2 separate regions of the Homo sapiens genome follow, and region 2 is linked to region 1. A link is a loop called in an ENCODE intact Hi-C map of the cell type or tissue named here. Cell type or tissue: ovary. All regions are shown on one strand.

Region 1 (8,000 bases):
CCTGCACCTCCCCTTCAGAGACAACTGAACCAGGCCCTGGTGACTTGCCCCCCCGCCCCTGCCCACACCTCATCCTGTCCTCAAGGGCACTTGGGGGACGGGAGGGACGTGTGGAGGGAGGCTGGTTATTAATTAAAAACCAAGTCATGCACAGATCCTGCTTCATTCCAATAAAAACCGTCAAGGGTATTAATTACCAGATCTGGCGATAGACGCGGGTTAGGTTTACTCAGGCCCGGTAAGGATGCTGGTGGCCAGAATATCAATGAGCACCCGGGCTCCTCGGCTCTGGGCCCTGGGCTGAGCACGGGCTGGGCAGGCGCGGGGCACCTTGGGGAGGACGAATTGTGATGAAAATAACACCGATGCCACTAAATGCTTCTCAACCAGCACTTCCCGAGTTCCAAGCAGGGGGCCACATACCATTGCTACATGCCTGATGTCATCTCACTCCCGAAAGCCTTGTGAAATGGATTCTATTTTTATCCCCATTTTGCAGCTAAGGGCATTAGGGTACAGAGAGGTTTTGTAATTTGATGGGGTCACACAGCTGGCAAGGGGCAGTGCTGGGATACCAGCCTGGGCTCTTTTTATTTTTGTTATATTTATTTATTTATTTTTTAGGACAGGATCTTGCTCTGTCACCCAGGCTGGAGTGCAGTGGCACAATCACAGCTCACTACAGCCTCGAACTCCTGGGCTCAAGCGATTCTCCTGCCTCCACCTCCCGAGTAGCTGGGACTACAACGACATGCCATCACGCCTGGCTAATTTTTTTTTTTTGAGATGGAATTTCACTCTTGTTGCCCAGGCTGGAGTGCACTGGTACGATCTTGGCTCACTGCAACCTCCACCTCCTGGGTTCAAGTGATTCTCCTGCCTCAGCCTTCCGAGTAGCTGGGATTACAGGCACCCACCACCATGCCCTGCTAATTTTTTGTATTTTTAGTGGAGACAGGGTGATGCCATATTGAGCAGGCTGGTCTCGAACTCCTTACCTCAGGTGATCTGCCCACCTTGGCCTCCCAAATTGCTGGGATTACAGGCATGAGCCACTATGCCCGGCCATGCCCAGCTAATTTCTTAGTAGAGATGGGGTCTCGCTATGTGGTGCAGGGTGGTCTCAAACTCCTGGCCTCAAGCAGTCCTCCCGCTTCAGAAGCCTCCCAAAGTGCTGGGATTACAGGTGTGAGCCACCATGCCTGGCAGCCTGTGCTCTCAAAGTCCCAGAGGAGCTGGGCTGCGTCATCAAAGCAACCCTTCCTTGGACAAATGGGGAAACCGAGGCAGGAGAGAGCATCACTTGCAAAATCACACATTGGAGGAATGTCGACCATGTCCCCTGAGGCCCAGTGTAGGACTCTCCTCCCACCAGACTAAGTGTGTATATGTTGGGGTGGGGATCCTTGCCAGAAAGGGAGGGGTGTGGCCGGGTGTGATGGCCCACGCCTGAAATCCCAGCACTTTGGGAAGCCGAGGCGGGTGAATCACCTGAGGTCAGGAGTTTGAGACCAGCCTGGCTGATGTGGTAAAACCTCATCTCTACTAAAAATACAAAAAAAAAAAAAAAATTAGCCAGGCATAGTGGTGGGCGCTTGTAATCCCAGCTACTCGGGAGGCTGAAGCAGGAGAATCGTGTGGACCCGGGAGGAGGAGGTTGCAGTGAGCCGAGATTGCGCCACTGCGCTCCAGCCTGGGTGACAGACTGAGATTCTGTCTCAAAAAAAAAAAAAGAAAGAAAATAGAAAGGGAGAGGGTGTAGGGGCCCCAGATAGGCCAGGATTTGGGGGTCAAGGCCACCTGCCACTTCCTGTCTCCCTCCTCACCTGCCTCCCTCCTCCCTTCATCCATCCATCCTCTCCAAACCCTCAGCAGCCCAGCACTCCTCTGTGTCAACCCTGGAAGGCGGTCTCAGCCCGGCACAAGTCCCCAGCGGCATTAAAATAGGCCTGACCTAAATACAAGCACAATGCCAGCGCTGAAAACACGGCTGTGTCAGCGGAAACTCCAGCTGGGTAGGAAAAAAAAATACACTTTGGGATTCAAGCCATCACCCCACCCCAGAAAGGGGGCCGGGCTGCCCCAGGGCCAGGGCCAGTGCCACCTACAGGACCCTGAGCACCCATAGTTCCCTAAACGTCCCCAAGTGTGGCAAAGTGGCGGAGGGGAGAGGACTCTGCTTCTGTGGCCTGACAGACGGCAAGCTCACAAGGGGGTCAGGCAGCCCTCAGCAACCACTGCTATCACTCCGGGGAACTGAGGCTCTGAGAGGGGAGGTGGCCACCCGAGGTGGCACAGCTTATAAGTAGCAGGAGTGGGGCAGCCGCTTGATTTCCAGGCAGGAAGAGGAGAGGGACAGCAAACAGGCTCCTAATGCAGAAGCTTGGGCCTGTGACTCAAAACAGGTATTAAGTAAACACGTTCTATCAAGAGGCCATCCATGCCTGTAATGCCAGCACCTTGGGAGGCCAAGGTGGGGGATCACTTGAGGTCAGGAGTTCAAAACCAGCCTGGCCAACATGACGAAACCCCTTCTCTACTAAAAATACAAAAATTAGCCAGGGGTGGTGGTGCGCACCTATAATCCCAGCTACTTGGGAGCCTGAGGCACAAGAATTGCTTGAATCCAGGAGGTGGAGGTTGCAGTAAGCTGAGATCGTGCCACTGCACTACAGGGTGAGACTCTGTCTCAAAAAAACAAACTGAAAAAAAAAAGAGGCCATTGACAGCCTTGAAGACCTTACTTTTAATTTTTATTTATTTATTTATTATTATTATTATTGAGATACGGTCTTGCTCTGTCACCTAGGCTGGAGAGCAGTGGCGCGATCATGGCTCACTGCAGACTTGAACTCCTGGGCTCAAGTGATCCTCGAATCTCAGCCTCCTGAGCAGCTGGTTCTACAGGCACATGCCACCACACTCAGCTAATTTTTTGTATATTTTGTACAGATGGGGTCTCTCTATGGTGCCAAGGCTGGTCTCAAACTCCTGGCCTGAAGCGACCCTCCCACCTCAGCCTCTCAAAGTGCTGGGATTACAGGCATGAGCCACTGTGATTGGCCTGAAGGCCCTAAGTTTCTATTCAAACCAGAACTTGGCCGGGCGCAGTGTCTCATGCCTGTAATCCAAGCACTTTGGGAGGCTGAGGCAGATGGATCACCTGAGGTCAGGAGTTTGAGACCAGCCTGGCCACCATGTGAAACCCCCATCTCTACTAAACATACAAAAAAATTAGTCATGCGTAGTGGCGCACACCTGTAATCCCAGCTACTCGGGAGGCTGAGGCACGAAAATTGCTTGAACCTGGGAGGCAGAGGTTACAGTGAGCTGAGAGTATGCCACTGCACTCCAGCCTGGGCGACAAAGTGAGACTCCGTCTCTAAAAAAATAAAAATAAAACTGAGCAGGGCACGGTGGCTCAAGCCTATAATCCCAGCCCTTTGGGAGGCTGAGGCAGGTGGATCACCTGAGGTCAGGAGTTCAAGACCAGACTGGCCAACATGGTGAAACCCCGTCTCTACTAAAAATACAAAAATTAGCTGGGCATGGAGGCACACGCTTGTAGTCCCAGCTACTCAGGAGGCCGAGGCAGGAGAATCACTTGAACCTGGGAGGCAGAGGGAGCCTGTGTGACAGAGCCAGACTCTGTCTCCAAAAAAAAAAAAAAGAAAGAAACACATTATTTGCACATGAGGCACAATATGAATTGTGTAGATTCGGCGATTCTGCTCACGAGTAAAATGCTCTTATAGCTACATTTAAAGCCAGCATTGAACGATATAAAGATAAATGGTAAAGAATGAAATAGTAAAAGACTAATCATTTAGCATTTTAATGTTTCTGTATTAAGAACGACATTAAATGGCAAATAGCAATTTTTTTCAAAATCATGATGTCAAGAGAGAGTCAGCCCAAGGATGAAAGGAAGAAGTTTTGTATTTTAGCACCTTCGAGGACACATTTTTCCTGCTTTTTGAACAATGTGCCCCACACTTTCCTCTTGCAGTGATGTAGCCAACCCTGGCCCTGGAGCTGCACCATTCGGGGTAGGGAAAGAGAAGCATGTCTTCAGTGGTTTTCTTTTTCTTCTTGTTGTTTTTGTTTTTGTTTTGTTTTGTTTTTTGAGACAGAGTCTTGCTCTGTCACCCAGGCTGGAGTGCAATGGCACAATCTCGGCTCACTGCAACCTCTGCCTCCCGGGTTCAAGCGCTTCTCCTGCCTCAGCCTCCTGAGTAGATGGGATTACAGGGCACCTGCCATCATGCCTGGCTAATTTTCTTTTTTTTTTTTTTTTTGGAGACGGAGTCTTGCTCTGTTGCCCAGGCTGGTACAGTGGCGCGATCTCGGCTCACTGCAAGCTCTGCCTCCCAGGTTCAAGCCATTCTCCTGCTTCAGCCTCTCAAGTAGCTGGGACTACAGGCGCCTGCCACCCCGCCCAGCTAATTTTTTTGTATTTTTAGTAGAGACGGGGTTTCACCATGTTAGTTGGGATGGTCTCGATCTCCTGACCTTGTGATCCACCCACCTCGGCCTCCCAAAGTGCTGGGATTACAGGCATGAGCCACCATGCCCAGCCGCTAATTTTTGTATTTTTAGTAGAGATGGGGTTTCGCCATGTTGGCCAGGCTGGTCTCAAACTCCTGACCTCAAGTGATCCACACGACTCGACCTCTGCCTCGGCCTCCCAAAGTGCTGGGACAATAGGCATGAGCCACCACGCCCGGCCGGGTGGTTTTCTTTTTCTTCTTTATTCAGTTCTTGGCAAACTAGAATAAAGAGGGGCCTCCTGCCCCCAGACCTACCCTGTCCTGGGGCTCGTAGTAAAGAGGTGGCAAATTTTCTGCTACATTTCCGGCAGGCTGGGATCCCGGGCAGCAGGGAGCCCAGACGTGTGAGCGGCAGAGCTGAGGCTGGCTGAGGAGGAAGGGCTCTGTCCTCTTTACAGAGGAATCTCATTCTCCTGGCCTTGTGGCTGGCCCACCTGACGCTCCCCAGATGGCACAACCATCCCCATCCTGAGTATAGGAAACGAAAGTTTGAGGACCGGGTGCGGGGCTCACGTCTGTAATCCCAGCACTTTGGGAGGCCATTGCGAGAGGATCGCTTGAGCCCAGAATTTCGAGACCAGCCTGGGCAACCCAGTGACTCTCCATCTCTACAAAAAATAAATAAATAAAATTGGCTGGGCACATGCTTGTAGTCCCAGCCACTCAGGAGGCTGAGGTGGGAGGATCATTTGAGCCTAAGAGGTGGAGGCTACAGCAAGCTGTGATCGAGCCACTTTACTCCAGCCTGGGTAACAGAGTAAGACCCTATCTCTAAATAAACAAATGAATAAAGAAACTGAGGTTTGGGCAGAGAAGGTGATAGGCAGAAAATGCTGTGACTGCATCATATATGCAGATGTACACAGGGCAGGTGGGGTCCACAGAAATGGGTCACACACAGGGGTGACTCCATCTAACCCAGCACCTTTCCCAGTGGTGGCCCAGTTAGGGAGCCCAGCCGGGTAACACCAAGCATGTGAGGGCCAGGGCAGCTGGGAACCTGAGCCTGTAGAACCCCGGGGCTTCCAAGAGGCCAGCCCAGGAAGGTGAGTGGGGCTGGTAAGTATTCCCAGGGGTTGGGCCTAATTTTTTGTTGTTGTTTTTGTTTTGAGACGGAGTCTTACGCTTGTCACCCAGGCGGGAGTGCTGTGACTCAATCTTGGCTCACCGCAACCTCCGCCTCCCGGGTTCAAGCAATTCTCCTGCCTCAGCCTCCCGAGTGGCTGGAATTATAAGTGCCCACCACCACACCCAGCTAATTTTTGGATTTTTAGTAGAGATGGGGTTTCACCATGTTGCCCAGGCTGGTCTCGAACTCCTGACCTCAGGTGATCCCCCTACCTCGGCCTCCCAAAGTGCTAGGATTACAGGTGTGAGCCACTGCACGTGGCCTAATTTTTAATGTTTAACTAGAGACGGGGAGAACACTGACTCTTACTAAGTTATTCCGGGGAGGAAGCTGAGCCAGCCGGCAGTGGAGACAGCTCCTGGACAGCAACCTCTCTCTGGGCCTTCTGGGTTGTTTCTCCCAAGTAGACAGCAGGAGCTGAGTCAGAGCCCTGCCCTGGTGTCCCTCCTGAGCCCCCAGCCCCTTCACCCGCCTCTCACAGCTCCTGCCTTTAGCCACTTGTTCCAGCAAAGCCCTGGCAGCCTCAGACTCTGGGTCAGGTCGTATGCTGGGTGCAGGGACTCAGAGAGCCCTCAGACAGGGCCCCTGCTGGAGAACCTCATGGTCCAGTGGGAAGGCAGATGGTTTCAAAGCACTGTGGGCTTGGGAGGCCCAGACAGGCACCTGACCAGCCTGAGATCAGGGGCTCCTTCCTGGAGGCAGTAACCTGGGAGGTGAGCCCGCAGAGGCGAACAGAGCATTGCCGGGCAGACAAGAAGGCAGGGAGGACACCTACCGAGGTGGCCACTGTCTAAGACCCTCAGGGTTCTCTGAGTGCTGGCTGGTGCTGACATGTATATCTGCCCAACAGCATCTCCAGGACCAGCCCCCAGTGACCCGTGGAAGATCATGCCTCTCTAGCGCTCTGAGTTCAGGCTGTTTGTGCTGCTGTGACAAAATACCTGAGGCTGGGCACAGTGGCTCACACCTGTAATCTCAGCACTTTGGGAGGCCAAGATGGCAGATCCCTTGGACCCGGGAGTTTGAGACCAGCCTGGGCAACATGGTGAAACCTGTCTCCACCAAAATATAAAAATTATCCCGGCATGGTGGTGCATGCCTGTAGTCCCAGCTACTTGGGAGGCTGAGGTGGGAGGATCCCTTGAACCCGGGAGTGGGAGGTTGCAGTGAGCTGAGATCATGCCACTGCACACCAGCCTGGGTGACAGAGTGAGACACCCATCTCAAAAAAAAAAAAAAGAATTATATTAAAAAAAACCCATAAAAATAAAAACACAAAATAAAAAAATATTTTAAAAGACAAAATACCTGAAACTGGGGAATTTATAAAGAACAGAAATTTATTTTCTCATGGTTCTAGAGGCTGGGAAGTCCAAGATCAAGTAGCCAGCAGGTTCACTGCCTGGGGAGGGCCCTAGTCTCTGCTTCCAAGATGGCACCTTTTGGCTGCATCCTGCGTGGGGGATGAACTCTGCTCACACATGGCAGAAGGTGGAAAGGCAAAGGGTCCTAAGCTAGTTCCCTCCAGCCCTTTTATAAGGCACCAATCTGTAGGCTCATGCTCTCATGACCTAATTACTTCCCAAAAAGACCCCACCTCTCAATACCACCACCACAATGAGTAAGTCTCAACATGAATTTTGGAAGAGACATCATCATTGAAATCATAGCATTCTGCTCCTGGGCCCCCAAAACTCATGTCCTTTTCACGTTCACATATGACATACATTCATTCCAGCCAGGCACAATGGCTCACGTCTGTAATCCCAGCACTTTGGGAGGCCAAGGTGGGAGGATCACCTAAGCCCAGGAAGTCGAGGCTGCAGTGAGCCACAATTGCGCCACTGCACTTTAACCTGGGCAACAGAGTAAGACCTTGTCTCAAAACAAAACAAAACAAACAAACAAACATACTACTCATTTTATCCCAGTAGCCCTGAAAAGCCTTAACTGATTCTAGCATCAACTTTAAAGTCCAAGTCCAAAGTCTCATCTAAATATTATCTACCTCAGATATGGGTAAGACTCTAGGGTGTGTTTCATCCTGAGGCATCAATATGCCTCCTGCTGAGTCTATGAAATCAAACAAGTAAAGTGCTTCCAAAAGACAACAGTGGGCCAGGTACAGGACAGATGTTTCCATTCCGAAAGGGGGAAGTAGGAAAGAAGGAAAGGATTGAAAAAAAAAATAGAATAAGGAAAGAAGGAAAGGATAATAGATCCTAAGTAAGTCCCAAACCCAACAGGGCAAACAACATTAAATTTTCCTGCTCTGTCGCCCAGGCTGGATTGCAGTGGTGCTAGCATAGCTCACTGCAGAC
Region 2 (8,000 bases), 100 kb after region 1:
GATGAGGCCAGAGGTGATGAAGTCACATACGTAGGACTTTGGCTGTCACCAAATGAGATGGGAGCCACTGGACATTTTTTATTTTTATTTTTTGAGACAGGGTCTCACTCTGTTGCCCAGGCTGGAGTGCAGTGGCATGATCTTGGCTCACTGCAGCTTCGAACTCCTAGGCTCAAGTGATTCTCCCACCTCAGCCTCCCGAGTAGCTGGGACCACAGGCGTGCACCACCACACCTAGCTTTTTGTATTTTACTTTCTGCAGAGATGGGGTCTTGCTGTGTTGTCCAGGCTGGTCTTGAACTCCTGGGCTCAAGCCATCTGTCCACCTCAGCCTCCCGGAGTGCTGGAATTACAGGCATGAGTCACCGCACCCAGCCCAGCCAATTTCCTAACAGAAAAGTGATATGATTTTGACATTTCTGCAGGATCCCTCTGGCCGCTACATGGCCAGAGTGGAGTGGGGACGGTGGGAGGTGATGGGGACCGCAGCTCCCGGGTCCTGTGTGTCCAGCAGCCTGTCTAACACTCAGCCTTGCTGTTTGGTTGTCTTTCCAGCGGAAGCCCTGGGCCTGGACCACATGGTCCCCGTGCCCTACCGGAAGATTGCCTGTGACCCGGAGGCTGTGGAGATCGTGGGCATCCCGGACAAGATCCCCTTCAAGCGCCCCTGCACTTATGGAGTCCCCAAGCTGAAGCGGATCCTGGAGGAGCGCCATAGTATCCACTTCATCATTAAGAGGTGCGGGTGGGGCTGGGCGCAGTGGCTCATGCCTGTAATCCCAGCACTTTGGGAGGCCAAGGCAGGCAGATCGCTTGAGGCCAGGAGTTCGAGACCAGCCTGGTCAACATGGCAAAACCCCGTCTCTATTAACAATACAAAAATTAGCCAGGTGTGGTGGTGGGTGCCTGTAATCCCAGCTACTTGGGACGCTGAGGCAGGAGAATCTCTTGAACCCGGGAGGCAGAGGTTGCAATGAGCCAAGATCATGCCACTGCACTCCAGCCTGGGTGACAAAGTGAGACTCTGTCTCAAAAAAGAGAGGTGCGGGTGGGCGTAGGGGTCTGGCCTTCTGCTCCGGGCTTGGCTTGGGCTCCGGGTTTTGGGGCATGTGGGCTAAGCAGGGGCCTGGGGAGGCAATGATGGGGCAGGGGCAGAATGAATGGGTTCTCTAACTTAACACAGAGAATAAGACGAGTCTGAGAGAGAATTCTGTTATAGCTCCTTGTGTAGCTGTGTGGCCTATTCCTTCTGGGCCTTTTGAGGATTGAATGGAAAATGCAGGCACGGTGTCTGGCCTAATCAGGCACTTTGTAATTTTTTTTTTTTTTTTTTTTTGAATAGAGATGGGATCTTGCTATATTGCCCAGGCCTGCATAGCCTGAGTGTCAGAGCAAGGCCCTGTTTCTTAAAAAAAAAAAAAAAAAAAAAAAGGCGGCAGGGGTGGGGGGAAGGGACAATGATGGCCCCCCCGACCCAAGTTTTCCTAACATAAAATGAAAAAGTGGATGAAACACACCTGACATGTAGCAGATGTTTAATAAGCATGAGGTGTTTTTTCATTGTCCTTATTTCCCTTGTGAATTAAAACATCATTAAGTGCATCGGTGCACCTGAAGACATTTCCGACCTGGGCGTCCTTGGGCAAGTTACTTAACCACTCTGTGCCTCATTTACATAAACCAGGCCTGATACCAGCCCAGGCAACATGGCGAGACCCCATCTCTGCAAAATATTTAAAAAGTTAGCCAGGCATGGTGGCAGGTACCTGTAGTCCCAGCTACTTGGAGGCTGAGATGGGAGGATCACTTGACCACAGGAGTTCGAGACTGCAGTGAGCTATGATCGTGCCACTGCACTCCAGCCTGGGTGACAGAGTGACACCCCATCTCAAAAAATAAAAAATAGGCCAGGCATGGTGGCCTGGATTACGCCTGTAATCCCAGCACTTTGGGAGGCCAGGATGAGTGGATCACCTGAGGTCAAGAGTTTGAGACCAGCCCGGCCAACATGGTGAAACTCCGTCTCTACTAAACATACAAAAATTAGCCAGGTGTGGTGGCGCACGCCTGTAGTCCCAGCTACTCGGGAGGCTGAGGCATGAGAATGGCTTGAATTCGGGCGACAGAGATTGCAGTGAGCCAAGATGGCACAACTGCACTCCAGCCTGGGTGACAGCGAGAATCCATCTCTAAATAAATAAATTAAACATAGAATAACCAGGCCTGATAATTGTCCATGCCTCATAGTGTTGATCGGAGAGTAAATTACCAGATGTGGATGAAATGCTTAGAACAGTGGCTACAGCTTCAGAGCCTCCAAGTACACTTTTTTCTATTACACACCCCAGCCTCATCATTTAACCATCTGAGATCATGCTGGCAAAAGTGAGTCAGGAGAGGAGGGCTTAAAAAGGAGCCAGGGGCTGAGCACAGTGGCTTACGGCCTGTAATCCCAGCACTTTAGGAGGCCAAGGTAGGCGGATCACTTGAGCCTAGGAGTTCAAGACCAGCCTGGCCAACGTAGCAAGACCCCATCTCCAAAAAGAAAAAAAAAAAGTGGGGGGAGCCAGGAGGTAGAGTCTCTGCCCTGGCCCAGGTATCTGCAGGGTATGCACCATCTGGGAGTCAGAAGTGCTTTCTACAAGGCCTGAGGGTCTTGTTATTGGTGGTACAGCTCTCTGCCCCCCACCTCTGCCCCAACCCCAACTCATGCCAAGTTCTGGCCTCCTACTTCTCATGTCTGTATTCCTACTGGGATACAATAGAATCCCCCAGGGCTGTGGGTTCACACCTCAGGGGCAGATATATTGGTTCTAGCTAAGCCAGAACTTAGGAGGAGAAAGTATCTGGAGAAGATTTCTAGAACTCAGAACTGTGCTTAGAGGCTGGCCAGCGACCCCTTGGTCAGTGCCTATCATGTGGGCCTTCCAGTCCGGGCAGCCCGTGAGGGCATCTGACCGCTCCCTGACATCTGCCTCCACCCCCAATGCCCCCCCAGGGAATGGTGTAAGTCCCTGATGCTGTCTCGAACCCACATCTCCCCGACCCTGTTCTCCCTGATAAATAAATAAAACTGTAAATAATAAAACTGCAGGCTGGGCACAGTGGCTTACACTTGTAATCCTAGCACTTGGAAAGGCTGAGACAGGAGGATCACTTGAGGCCAGGAGTTTGAGACCAACCTGGGCAATATAGTGAGACCCTATTTCTACAAAAAATAAAATAAATAGCCAGGCCTGGTGGTATGCACCTGTAGTCCTAGCTACTGAGGAGGCTGACGGAGGAGGATCACTTGAGCCCAGGAATTGGAGGCTGCAGTGAGCTATGATCACGCCACTGCACTCCAGCCTGGGCGACAGAGCCAGACCCTATCTCTGAAAACAATAATAAAACGACAACCAATGCTGACTGTGTCTCCATCACTGGGTGGGGCTGAGGAAGCAGGCCTCAGAAAGGAAGCCAGTTTTCCCCCAAAATTATTCCCTGAGGCTGCCTCTGGGCCTGTGGATCCAGATGTGTGGGGGCCTTCAGGAGTGGCAGGGGAGTGGGGCCTCCAGCGTGAAAACAGAAGTCACCGTCAGCCTTGCACCCCCGGCTCTGCCTCCCAGGACTGGTGTTTTTGCCTCTGTTTTAATTTCCTGCTGGGTCCTCCCTTGGACATTGTCAGGTATGCAGGCTGGGACATCCCTTCTTTCCTCCTACATTCCCCCTAGAGCCCAAGGCTCTGTCCGTGGTCCAGCCACTCCATGGCAGGGAAGCTGTACCTCCATAATCAGCTGCCTGAGGGCCCCTGACCCACCACCAGGCACCACCCTGGTGGGGCTGAGGTTAGAAGGGAAAGAATGCCAGAACTCCAGTCCTGGAGGCAGGAGAGTGTGTGAGCCCAGCCCCGCCCTCTCAGACTCTCAGACCTTTATTTCATCCTCATTTTCCTGGCTAGAGGTTCCATGCATCATTTTTTTTTTTTTTTTTTTCAGATGGAGTCTCACTCTATTGCCCAGGCTGGAGTGCAGTGGTGCTATGTCGGCTCACTGAAACCTCCGCCTCTCAGGTTCAAGCAATTCTCCTGCCTCCGCCTCCCAAGTAGCTGGGATTACAGGCATGCACCACCACACCTGGCTAGTTTTTGTATTTTTAGTAGAGACGGGGTTTCACCATGTTGGCCAGGCTGGTCTCAAACTCCTGACCTCAGGTGATCCACCTGCCTGGGCTTCCCAAAGTACTGGGATTATAGGCTTGAGCCACCACGCCCGGCTGGTTCCATGCATCTTACCTGGATGACTTGGGTCCCTAAATGGGCCCCTGGGTGCCCAGCCTCCCCTCCTCCAATACATTCTCTGATAATCTGACCTTGTCATGACCATTGGGGCACCTGTTGCCCACAGGGTAGAGGCCAGGTGCCTGAGGACAGCACTGAAGGCCGTGCACCTCCACCTCCAGCCTCCAGTCACCTCACCTAGCTCACTGCTCTCTCTCCTGCAAAGTCTCTCCTGCTTCCCTCCCTAAGGGAAGGGCTGGCCGCTCACTGCTTGGGCCCCCTTGATTTCTAAGACACCTGTGAAGGGTCCCACAAGGCCAGGCACAGTGGCTCTTGTCTGTAATCCCAGCGCTCTGGGAGGCTGAGGCAGGAGGATCACTTGAGGTCAGGAGTTCAATGTGGACAACACAGTAAGACCCTGTCTCTACAAAAAAATTTAAAACTTAGCTGGCATTGGTGGCGCATGCCTATAGTCCCAGCTACTTGGGAGGTTGAGGTAGGAGGATCGCTTGAACCCAGGAGTTCAAGTCTGCAGTGAGCTATGATTGCACCACTGCACTCCAGCCTGGGTGATAGAGCAAGACCCCAACTCAAAAAAAAAAAAAAGGATCCCACGGTTCACCTTGTGCTGCCACGATCGGTTGGCAGCTCTGCTCTGTGCCGTCCTGTGCCTGTCACTGAGTAAGATGCAGGAGAAGTTGGGCAAAAGCCCTCAGGATAAACGAATAAGTCATTCAGAGTAGGTGCTGGTGGGAAATGGGCTTGAGTCACTCACCTGGGGCCAGAAGAGGCCCCCAGGGAGTTGTGAGCAGATTAGACCCTCCAAGACCGCCCCAGGGGTTGGCCCATGCTTTCCCTAACTGTGCAAAAATGGTTTGGGATAGGCTGGGTGCCGTGGGTCACGCCTGTAATCCCAGCACTTTGGGAGGCTGAGGCAGGTGGATCACCTCAAGTCAGGAGTTCGAGACCAGCCTGGCCAACATGGTGAAACCCCATCTCTACTAAAAATACAGAAATTAGCTGGGTGTGGTTGCACACGCCTGTAATCCCAGCTACTCAGGAGGCTGAGGGAGGAGAATCCCTTGAACCCGGGAGGCGGAGGTTCATGGGGAACCCAGCAGGAAATTAGAATAGAACCAAAAACGCCAGTCATGGGAGGCAGAGCTGGGGGAGCGAGGCTGACAATGACTCCTGTTTTCACGCTGAGAGACCCCACTCCCCTGCTGAGATCGCGCCACTGCACTCCAGCCTGGGCGACAGAGCAAGACTCCATCTCAAAAAAAAAGTTAATTAATTAATTAGATTAAAGTACAACAATTAGCAGGGCATGGTGGTGCACGTCTGTAGTCCCAGCTACTCAGGAGGCTGAGGCAGAAGAATCGCTTGAACCCTGGAGGCGGAGGTTGCCGTGAGCCAAGATCGCACCACTGCACTCCAGCCTGGGCGACAAAGTGAGACTCTGTCTCCAAAAATAAAAATAAAAATAAACGGTTTGGGATGTTCTGAGGTTCCAGACATGCCCTCTCCTGCCTGCATGTCTGCCGGATGCCCAGGTCTGTAGCTGTGCATGTGTCACTCAGTGACCATCACCAAAGGGGACTGGAGGCATCTCCCCGAGCCCTGGGAGAGTCCTCCAGCCTGCACTGTTCTCATGCCTGTCTCTCTTCTCTCCCCAGGATGTTTGATGAGCGAATTTTCACAGGTATGTGGGGACCATCTAGTCCATTCTGAAGTTTCCGGATTGGTTCCCCAACAGAACCCGAGCTGCCACCACCCTGGACTTGGTCCTCCTGAGCGCCTCCCCTCAGGCAGGGAGGGAGGCTGGGCTGTGGTTTCTGTGTCCTGGGACAGAAATGGGTCCCAGGCTTCTAGGTGCTGACAGACTGTCAGGACAACCCCTCCCAGCTTCAAATGCCCTGGACAGAGAGTACTAAAGCTGGACGCTAACCGGTGCCAGGTTGGTGAACCTGAGCCTGTGCCAGGCTCTCTTTGAAGCTGCCAGCATATTTTATTTTAATCTGATTCCAACAATCCTATGAAGGTGGCTCCACTCCACTACTCTCACGTGCAGACAGAGGAACGGAAGCCCAGCTGGTGAGCACGGGTCCCTGCTGCATGCCCAGCAGTGTGACTCCAGAGCCCATGCAGTGGCCCGTGGGCCAGCACACCTGTCCCAGGAGGAAGATGCGGGCTCTTCCCGGGGTAGCAAAAGCATCACGGTTCTTGGGGTGATCCTGGCACCCCAGTTCCGGTCCCGCCTCCCACCAGCTGTGTGACTTTGGGCAAGGTCTTGTGGGCTTCAGTGTCCACGTCTGTGAGATGAGGATAAGGGCGCCTTCCTCTGGGCTCCTGGCACGATGACATGAGAGCCTGGTCTTGTGATGCAGCCATGGGGAAGCCCCGGCCCTTTTCTGAGGGCTCAGCCCCCATAGTGTGTTGGAGGGCAGGAGAACCATCTCTGGTTGCTGCCTCCCATTCCTCCTGCCCCTTGCTCTCCCAAATCTCTGGCCACCTCTGGCACTAGGGCTGCTGTTCCTCCTTCTGGCGTCAGAGTCTCTCCCCAGGACCCGTTCCTGGCTGTTGGCTGGACGTGGCGCCCACAAGGACAGGCAGAGGCCAGGCCCTATCCCCGGGATTCCCCCAGCTTCACACACAGACCTTTACCCAGGGGCTCTGCAGCAAGAGGAGGCCAGAGGGCCTTCACCCTGACCTCCCTGACTCTCCCCACAGGGAACAAGTTTACCAAAGACACCACGAAGCTGGAGCCAGCCAGCCCGCCAGAGGACACCTCTGCAGAGGTCTCTAGGGCCACCGTCCTTGACCTTGCTGGGAATGCTCGGTGAGGCCCCGCCCCTGGCCCCGGAGGCCCGCGGCCAGCCCTGCTCTGGGCTGAGGCAGTGTTACCTGCAAGGGGGTACCCAGGGCGGCTCCCACCACACCACCACCCCTCGAAGGTGCAAAGGGAGGGCAAGGGAAAACAGACTCCACCTACTTCCCTCTGCCTAGAGAACTCTCACATAGAGAACTCTCCCGCCCCCAACATCTAGCCAGATGTCACCTCTCTCAGAAGCCTCTAAATGCCCACACTAGGCCAGGTGCGGTGGCTCACACCTGTAATCCCAGCACTTTGGGAGGCCGAGGCGGGCGGATCTCTTGAGGTCAGGAGTTCGAGACCAGCCTGGGCAACATGGTGAAACTCCCATCTCTACTAAAAACAAAATTAGCCGGGTGTGGTGGTGCGCATGTGTAATCCCAGCTACTCGGGAGGCTGAGGCAAGAGAATGGCTTGAACCTGGGAGGGAGAGGTTGCAGTGAGCTGAGATTGCACTACTGTACTCCAGTCTGGGTGACAGAGCAAGACTCTATCTCAAAATAAATACATGCCCACACCAGGCCGGACTTGGTGGCTCACTCCTGTAATCCCAGCGCTTTGGGAGGCTGAGGTGGGTGGATCTCTTGATCCCAGGAGTTTGAGACCAGCTTGGGCAACATAGTGAGACCCTTGTCTCTACAAAAAATAAAAAGTTAGCTGGGCGTGGTGGCTGGTACCTGTGGTCCCAGCTACTTGGGAGGCTGAGATGGGAGGATTGCTTGAGCCTGGGAGGTAAAGGCTGCAGTGAGCTATGATCGCACCACTGCACTCCAGCCTGGGCAACAGAGTAAAGACCTTGTTTCAAAAATACAAACATGCAGCTGGGCATGATGGCTCACGCCTGTAATCCCAGCACTTTGCGAGGCTGAG

Evidence for each region. Peaks named below come from ENCODE experiments on the same cell type or tissue, not always from the same donor. Only the 100,000 strongest peaks of a DNase experiment are listed, where the experiment ranks them.
Region 2: a loop joins it to region 1, with 3.0 times the contacts of the local background. A loop is called at or near these places in 17 of 110 quality-filtered maps.

The regions. Positions count from the first base shown.
Region 1 is chr7:74,429,177-74,437,176 of GRCh38, forward strand. No RefSeq gene overlaps it. Among named protein-coding and RNA genes, the nearest start is that of GTF2IRD1, 21 kb to the right of the region's middle. RefSeq lists enhancers at 444-1,417, 4,986-5,606, 6,228-6,847. In ovary, no CTCF peak of the experiment used is centred here; no DNase peak of the experiment used is centred here.
Region 2 is chr7:74,529,179-74,537,178 of GRCh38, forward strand. GTF2IRD1 (GTF2I repeat domain containing 1) reads left to right here. Exons shown (of 27, transcript NM_005685.4): 9 at 556-739; 10 at 5,935-5,960; 11 at 6,989-7,097. It overlaps WBSCR23 (Williams-Beuren syndrome chromosome region 23), which reads left to right and starts at 3,414. Exons shown (of 1, transcript XR_007060383.1): 1 at 3,414-4,035. In ovary, no CTCF peak of the experiment used is centred here; no DNase peak of the experiment used is centred here.